2 separate regions of the Homo sapiens genome follow, and region 2 is linked to region 1. The links are chromatin contacts, found by Hi-C in ENCODE. All regions are on one chromosome and are shown on one strand. Each heading gives the region's core, a stretch centred on a gene start or an enhancer-like site at or near the end of the contact. The rest is flanking DNA. Distances are from core to core; before and after follow the strand shown. Region 1 holds the start of CRACR2A (calcium release activated channel regulator 2A). Region 2 overlaps LOC124900317 (a long non-coding RNA gene).

What was found. Hi-C counts contacts between places; a loop is a spot of excess contacts on that map. Pooled maps may share reads with other maps.
Region 2: a loop to region 1 is called in a pooled map, with 5 times the contacts of the local background. The contact joins the enhancer-like site here to the promoter of CRACR2A in region 1. A Hi-C loop is called at or near these places in 3 of 37 single-sample maps with no recorded cell type and 5 of 50 pooled maps.

Annotation. Positions count from the first base shown.
Region 1 is chr12:3,751,364-3,754,532 of GRCh38, reverse strand. It overlaps CRACR2A (calcium release activated channel regulator 2A), which reads left to right and starts at 1,424. Exons shown (of 20, transcript NM_001144958.2): 1 at 1,424-1,518. RefSeq lists a silencer at 1,190-1,689.
Region 2 is chr12:4,105,412-4,108,580 of GRCh38, reverse strand. LOC124900317 (a long non-coding RNA gene) reads left to right here. Exons shown (of 4, transcript XR_007063173.1): 4 at 1-3,169. Among named protein-coding and RNA genes, the nearest start is that of LINC03141, 95 kb to the right of the region's middle. RefSeq lists enhancers at 757-816, 904-1,198. Within about 2 kb of position 1,745, at least 3 of the 41 ENCODE cell types and tissues checked have a DNase peak (open chromatin) inside an H3K27ac peak, as active enhancers do.

The DNA.
Region 1 (3,169 bases), core at 175-2,674:
CCACTGTAATACCTCTGAGACTGTAAGGGGCAAATGAATGACAACGCATTGATTTAGAAGTGAAAGGCGATCTAAACGTGCAAGTATTAACACTATTAAAAACAACAATAACAATGGTAGGTACCTCCGATGCCTCTGACCTTATCTCTCTGGTCACAGTTTTCTGCTCTGTAAAATGGGTGGGCAGGCTTTACACTGGATAATCTCTGAGGCCCCTTCCACTTCTCAGATTCTGATAATGAAATGTCCTTCTTTCCTCACATAAGGCTGAGAGAAGGTCAAGCCACCAGCTTGCAGACCTTGGGAGTTGACACAGGGAAGCATACCCAGGACAGAGCCAGAAAAGCCAAGGCACGCAGTAGGGACACACCAGAGGGCAGGCCTCAGAGCCCCTGACAGCCTTCTGAAACTCTGGCAGGGTGGAGGGAGGTTGTGGGCTAGTGGCTGGCTGGGCTGCAAGGAGAAGAAAGGACTCCACAGAGTAATTTATAACAGCTGCTCAGTAAGTGCTAATTTGTTTCTCTCCACCTTGGAATAGGACTTAGCGCGTGTGAGAGGGGGATGCTACTACATAAACCAGTACCAGAAAGATGGGCTTGCCAGGAAAGAACTGGGGCACTCTGCAGGGGCAGTGTCTGGGGAAGGGTTCTCCAAAAAGGTGACATTTCAGAGGGGCCTGGATGGATGAGTAGGATTTCAACAGGCAGAGATGAAAGGGGAGGGTGTTCCAGGCAAAAAGAAGAACTCCCAGCAGCCATGAAGAACAGCTGGTGTTTGGCAACAGCTAGTGTGTCCAGAGCGAAAGTGTTGTGTGTGTGTGAGGGAGAGAGGGTGAGGCTGGAAAATTAGGTTGTGGCCGGAGAGGGCAGGGTGGGCCTTGCCTTGTGCGCTAAGCTGAGGGGTTATCCTGCAGCCGGAGCACCTCGGGAGGCCTTTGAAGATTTACTCAGTGCTTTATTAACAAATACGTATTGGGTTTTTGGTGTTTTGTTTTGTTTTTAACGATTCATGCCCACAGTAGAATATATAGAAGAGTCAGAAAAGTATAAAGAATAAGGATCCCCTTTAGTTTCTGCTCCCAGAGGTAACAGCCGGAGTGACGCCGGGCTGCTGCCGGGTTTTCGGGGGTGCACTCCCAGACACCACCTCTCCAGTGAGCCAGCGAGGGCCGGACTGATGCCCCACCTTGGGAGCCTGAATCGGGGCAAGGGGCCTAGGGAGCAGCGGGACCCCGGAAGCCCGACCAGTCAGGCCGGCTAAGTCGGCAGCCGCCCCGCCCTCGCCACCCAGCCTCCCTGGCGGCCTCAGGTCGCGCCTGCAGGCCCGGACCCCACCGCTTGGCGCGCGCACGTCCCGGAGGGCGTCCAGGGGGCGCCGCTTCCCGTTCAGCTCCGCTGAGGGGCTGGTCCAGCCCGCGCGGCTCGGAGCGGAAAGAGTCGGGCGGAGCAGGCGGCTGCTTGACAGCTGAGAGCCGAGCGGGCGGCGCGGGCAGGTCCACGGGAAGCCTACACGCCCAAGGTAACGTGGAGGAAGGTTGAGGGTGGGCGGCCGGGGCGGCCGGGGGGCGGCGCTTCCTGCCTGCTCCTCCGGCTGCGAAGTGTGAGCGCGTGTCTGCCGCACATGGAACTCGCAGAGGGCCTGGATGGAGGCTGTGTGCCCTTGGGGGGGAACAGCTGGCTCCCCTGCCACCCCCAGGCCTGGCCTGGCCCTTGCTCCCCTCCCTGTCACTCGGTAACGGGACTGGAGGAGAGCCGAGAAGCACTAGGGTTTTGGTCAGGAAAGGACCTTAGGAACCCTCCAGCCTCATCCAGCCTCTTCATTTCACAGATGAGGAAACTGAGGCTCAGAATGGTAAAGTGACTTGCCCAAGGTCTCAAGTCTAAGAACCAAAACTCCTACCTTGCAGGTCAGTGCTACTAGGAGCCCTGGCCACGCAGGCAGCATCCACAACTGTTGCCATGCCGAGAAACAAAGAACCGAGACAGACAGTCAGAAAGACACAGAGAGAGAACCTCCCAGAGCAAAGGAAGGAGGTCAGGAAGTGGGCGGCTGCTGGGGCTTGGCTTCCGCCCTGGCCCCCGCGTGTGCTGGCCTGGCTGTGTGGCTCAGAGGCGTTGTGCTGACTCTGTCCGTGTGTGTGTGTGTCCGTGTGTGTGTGTGTCTGTGTGTGTGTGTCCGTGTGTGTGTGTGTGTGTCCGTGTGTGTGCGAGTGTGTGTCTGTGCACCCATGCATGCACGGGATGCAGCGAATGTACCCTGCCACGTGGGAAAGCCCTCTGAGTTCATTTATCTGTTTACACAGTGTGCTTAGGAACCTGCCCTGTTTGGCTCTGTGGAGGACACCAGGAGTCTCAAAGGAATTCGTTCTGTGTGACTCAAGAGGACAGAAAGAGCCAATCCGTGGGAGTCCCCAGGGTGGTCAGAGGGTCAGGAGGAAGAACCTAACTCATGAGGTGATGGGTTCCTTGTCTCTGGAAGAAAGCAGCATGTACCGAAGAGTCTTTTTATCAAGGATGTGGGCATAGGGATATGAAATCAGAGCAGTTTGCTCCACGTGGAATCAGCATTTTTGTTGAAGGGTCCAGAGTTCATGCCCCTTTTCAGGTGAAATGAATATGTACAACCTCATGGTTTAGTATTTGCCCATAAGAGCTACTTCATGCGCAGTTTTTAAGTGATAAGTGAGAGGCTTCAGGTATGGCTTCCGAGGTCCTGTCACCTCTCGGTTCTATAAGTGAGAGGCTTCAGGTACGGCTTCCGAGGTCCTGTCACCTCTCGGTTCTATACTATAAAGTGTGTAGAGGGAGTTTGGAGGAGGGAGGTTACTTCTGGAAGGAGTGACTCGCAGAGGGCGTCCTGGATGTGGCACTGAGGCCGGGCCTTGAATAGGAGGCTGGGTCTGGGCATCTTGGGGAAGGACGGCTGAGCAAAGCCGTGAAGGTGGGTTGTACCTGAGGAGCAAGGAGTAATGTAGTGGACAATCCGGTGAGGAGTGCTGCCTGGGAGAGATGGCAGAGGCTTGGAGTGTTACGAGTCTAGAAACTTCATTATTAAGCCTAGGGATATTTTGATGGTTTCTAAGAAGGGAAGTGTTGTTCCTGGAGCTGGGTTCAGAAGAACATGTCATCTGCACCTGGGTATGGGATGTACTGCAGTGGAGGAAGCTGTG
Region 2 (3,169 bases), core at 496-2,995, 350 kb before region 1:
GCTACTGCACCAGTTTCAGGTCTTCTCACCATCTTGGCCTCTTTCTGAATAACTCCTCTTTTGCGATGTCCCCTTACTGCTCAGGCCATCCTAGGGATGAAGAAAGTACTGGGCCAAAGAGATCCATGGGCATCCGTGTAGGGAGTGCCAAGAAATTAGGATTATCCTGCCTCGGCGCCCAGCCAAGGTTAACAAGCTTTATGGTCTGTTCGGCAAACCTGAGGGGACCCGGTCCTCCATTGTGGGATGGGAGTTGAAGGAAACAGTGTTCAGGTCTGGCCCAAGCCAAAACCCATCTATTGCAACCTACCATTTCTTTTCTGCCTACTTCTTCTATTTACTTTTTCTGTTGTTGTTGAGACCAGGTCTTGCTCTGTTGTCCAGGCTGGAGTGCAGTGGCACAATTATAGCTCACTGCAGCCTCAATCTCCTGGGTTCAAGTGATCCTCCTGCCTCAGCCTCCCGAGTAGCTTGGGACCACAGGCACATGCCACCACACCCAGCTAATTTATTTTCTTTTTGTAGAGACAGGGTCTTGCTATGTTACCCGGGCTGGTCTGGAGCTCCTGGGCTCAAGCGATCCTCCTGCCTTGGCCTCCCAAAGTGTTGGGATTACAGGTGTGAGCCACTGTGTCTGGGCACCTTCTTTTTTTTTTTTTTTTTCTTTTAAAGAAGGCTATTAAGTGTCCAGTGCCTGGAAAGTTCCTTTCTTTCCTGAATTAATATACCAAATTAGTTCCTGCTAAAGTGTTAATGACTAACCCCAGTTTCACTTCTTGTCAGCAATCTGCCCTCCTCCATAAAGGGTTGAATAAATAGGACTTTTAGACATAAGTGACCGAGTCTGTGAGGGAGTAAATTTTGAGCAGGGGGAGCTCTCACGCAGGGCTCTCCAATTTACACTGCGGAGGTAGCTTCCTTTTCCACCTCTGCAATAAGCCAACCAACCCTACAAATATCTGGTAGAAAGAAGGGCTGTTCCAGTGAAGAGTCAATTAGTATGAAGACCGCCATCTACTGGCAGATGATATCTACTGGCCCCATTGGTGCGCTAGATAAGTTTTGTCATTGCAGGGGGTTTCCCGATTGGGTTGCTTGAATGCTGAGAACCAGTCCTCTCCCCCATTCCTTTTGCCTAATTTCCCTTTTACATTATTGCTTTGTTACTTTGATTCCTCAACATATACAGTATTTCACAGAGCCTTTATGCTACAGGGGATCTTTGGAGGGTATAACTGTTGTGTGTCATTAACACTTTAGTATAAATTAACTCAATTGACTACCACTAGTCCAGAAGTTGAGAAATTCCAGTTTGTCCCCTTTTTTCTCCCTTTCTTCCTCTCTTTCTCCTATCACTGAATATAGAAGTCAGGCTCAAAAACACATCTTAGCTCTGGAGAGGAAAGGACTTCAGGACATTTTCATTTACCAGAAGACAGCTGTGGAAGTTTTAAAACGGTATCAGCACACTGGCCTTCCTTACTCCATCAAATCTCATGTGTGCCCTTCTCGGAGTCTCTAAAACAAATGCAACTCCAGGAAGTCTCCCTAGTCTCTGAGATCCCGTATTTCCAGTTCCTTCACCCCTCTAGCTGTCTGCCCCATCTTTTTTAACAAGAAGCGTAAATATCTCCACTGTATTCTTATGCACATTTCATGTGTGGTGCGTCTGTTTCATGTGTGGTCTGTCTGGCCTCTTGTCATGGGCTGTTTACTTCCTGGAGGCACTTTGGTTTTTCTTTCTCAGTATTTCACCATTGCACTAAGTCTAAGTTGTGGCACTGATCACGGTATGTGCTGCCTGCACATTGTGAGATGTTCCGTGGTCAGGGTTCGAGCAGTGGGGAAATGGTGGCTCGGAAGGTCTTGGTGAAGCTCATAACATGTTCTATGTCTCTACACACCTATTTATAGGTGTGGTTTGCAAGGAGGGGGTATTAGAACCACCGTTTACAACCTGGAGTGTGAGTGTCCCTGAAGAGACAGGAAGACTTCCCAGGGGGTATTTGGGCATGAATTGTTTCAAGGCACTCCATTTCCAGATGCTGAATGCCGTATCTGCCCTTCCCTGAACTGATCTAGCAGACAGTGCACCTGCAGCTGGGGGGTCGGGCTGGTTCTCTGGTCCTGCCTGCCCTTTCTCAATAGCGCTTTTCCCACTTTACAAAAGGAAAAAATTCTGTTAACTCTCTCTCATCCCAAATCTTACTTACTATGGTGCATTAGGCCAAGTGTACAAACTTCCATGGCATCCAAAAAAGGACAACTGAAAATATTAATGAAGGCAACATAAATCTCTAAGGTTTTGTGTCTCTCTCTGTCTTATACATACGTCTGTGACGGGCAAAGCATGGAATTAGACACAGGGCAAGATAGGTTGTGTGGTAAGGCAAAAATATGATACCAATATTTGTCTAATGAGTCCCCTCATCCTTCCCCCAAGGATTATCAAAGAACATATTGCCATCATGCAAATCTCATGAAAATAAAATAAGGTTAGTGAAGGTAGGAAGTATTGAGGGTGGTGGCACATTATTTCATCCCGGTGATAAATTCATGGTACAGCTTCATGCTCTATCAATATCTATCTATCTATCTGTCTGTCTGTCTATCTATCTATCATCTATCTATCTATCTAATCTAGTATGTCTACTATCTTAGAATTAGAATGCAGAATGTTTGTCTTGGGGACATATATTAACTCATTGATTTGGCTTGAAAAATGAAAACTGGACGAGCACGGTGACTTATGCCTGTAATCCCAGCATTTTGGGGGGCCGAGGCGGGCAGATCATGAGGTCAAGAGATGAAGACCATCCTGGCCAACATGGTGAAACCCTGTCTCTACTAAAAATACAAAAATTAGCTGGATGTGATTGCTTATGCCTGTAGTCCCAGCTACTCAGGAGGTTGAGGCAGAAGACTCACTTGAACCTGGGAGGCAGAGGTTGCAGTGAGCCGAGATAGTGCCATTGCACTCCAGCCTGGCAACAGAGAGAGACTCCGTCTCAAAAAAAAAGAAAAGAAAAAAAAAATGAAAACTAAGTGTTTTGGTGGGGGACAAAGAATAAGTCTACTCTGGGTGATTAATTTTATGACCCACTTCAACAATTACCTTAAAGTGCCATAAACTGAATGTGCTAAATTTTCAGCTCTTAAAATTTCCACA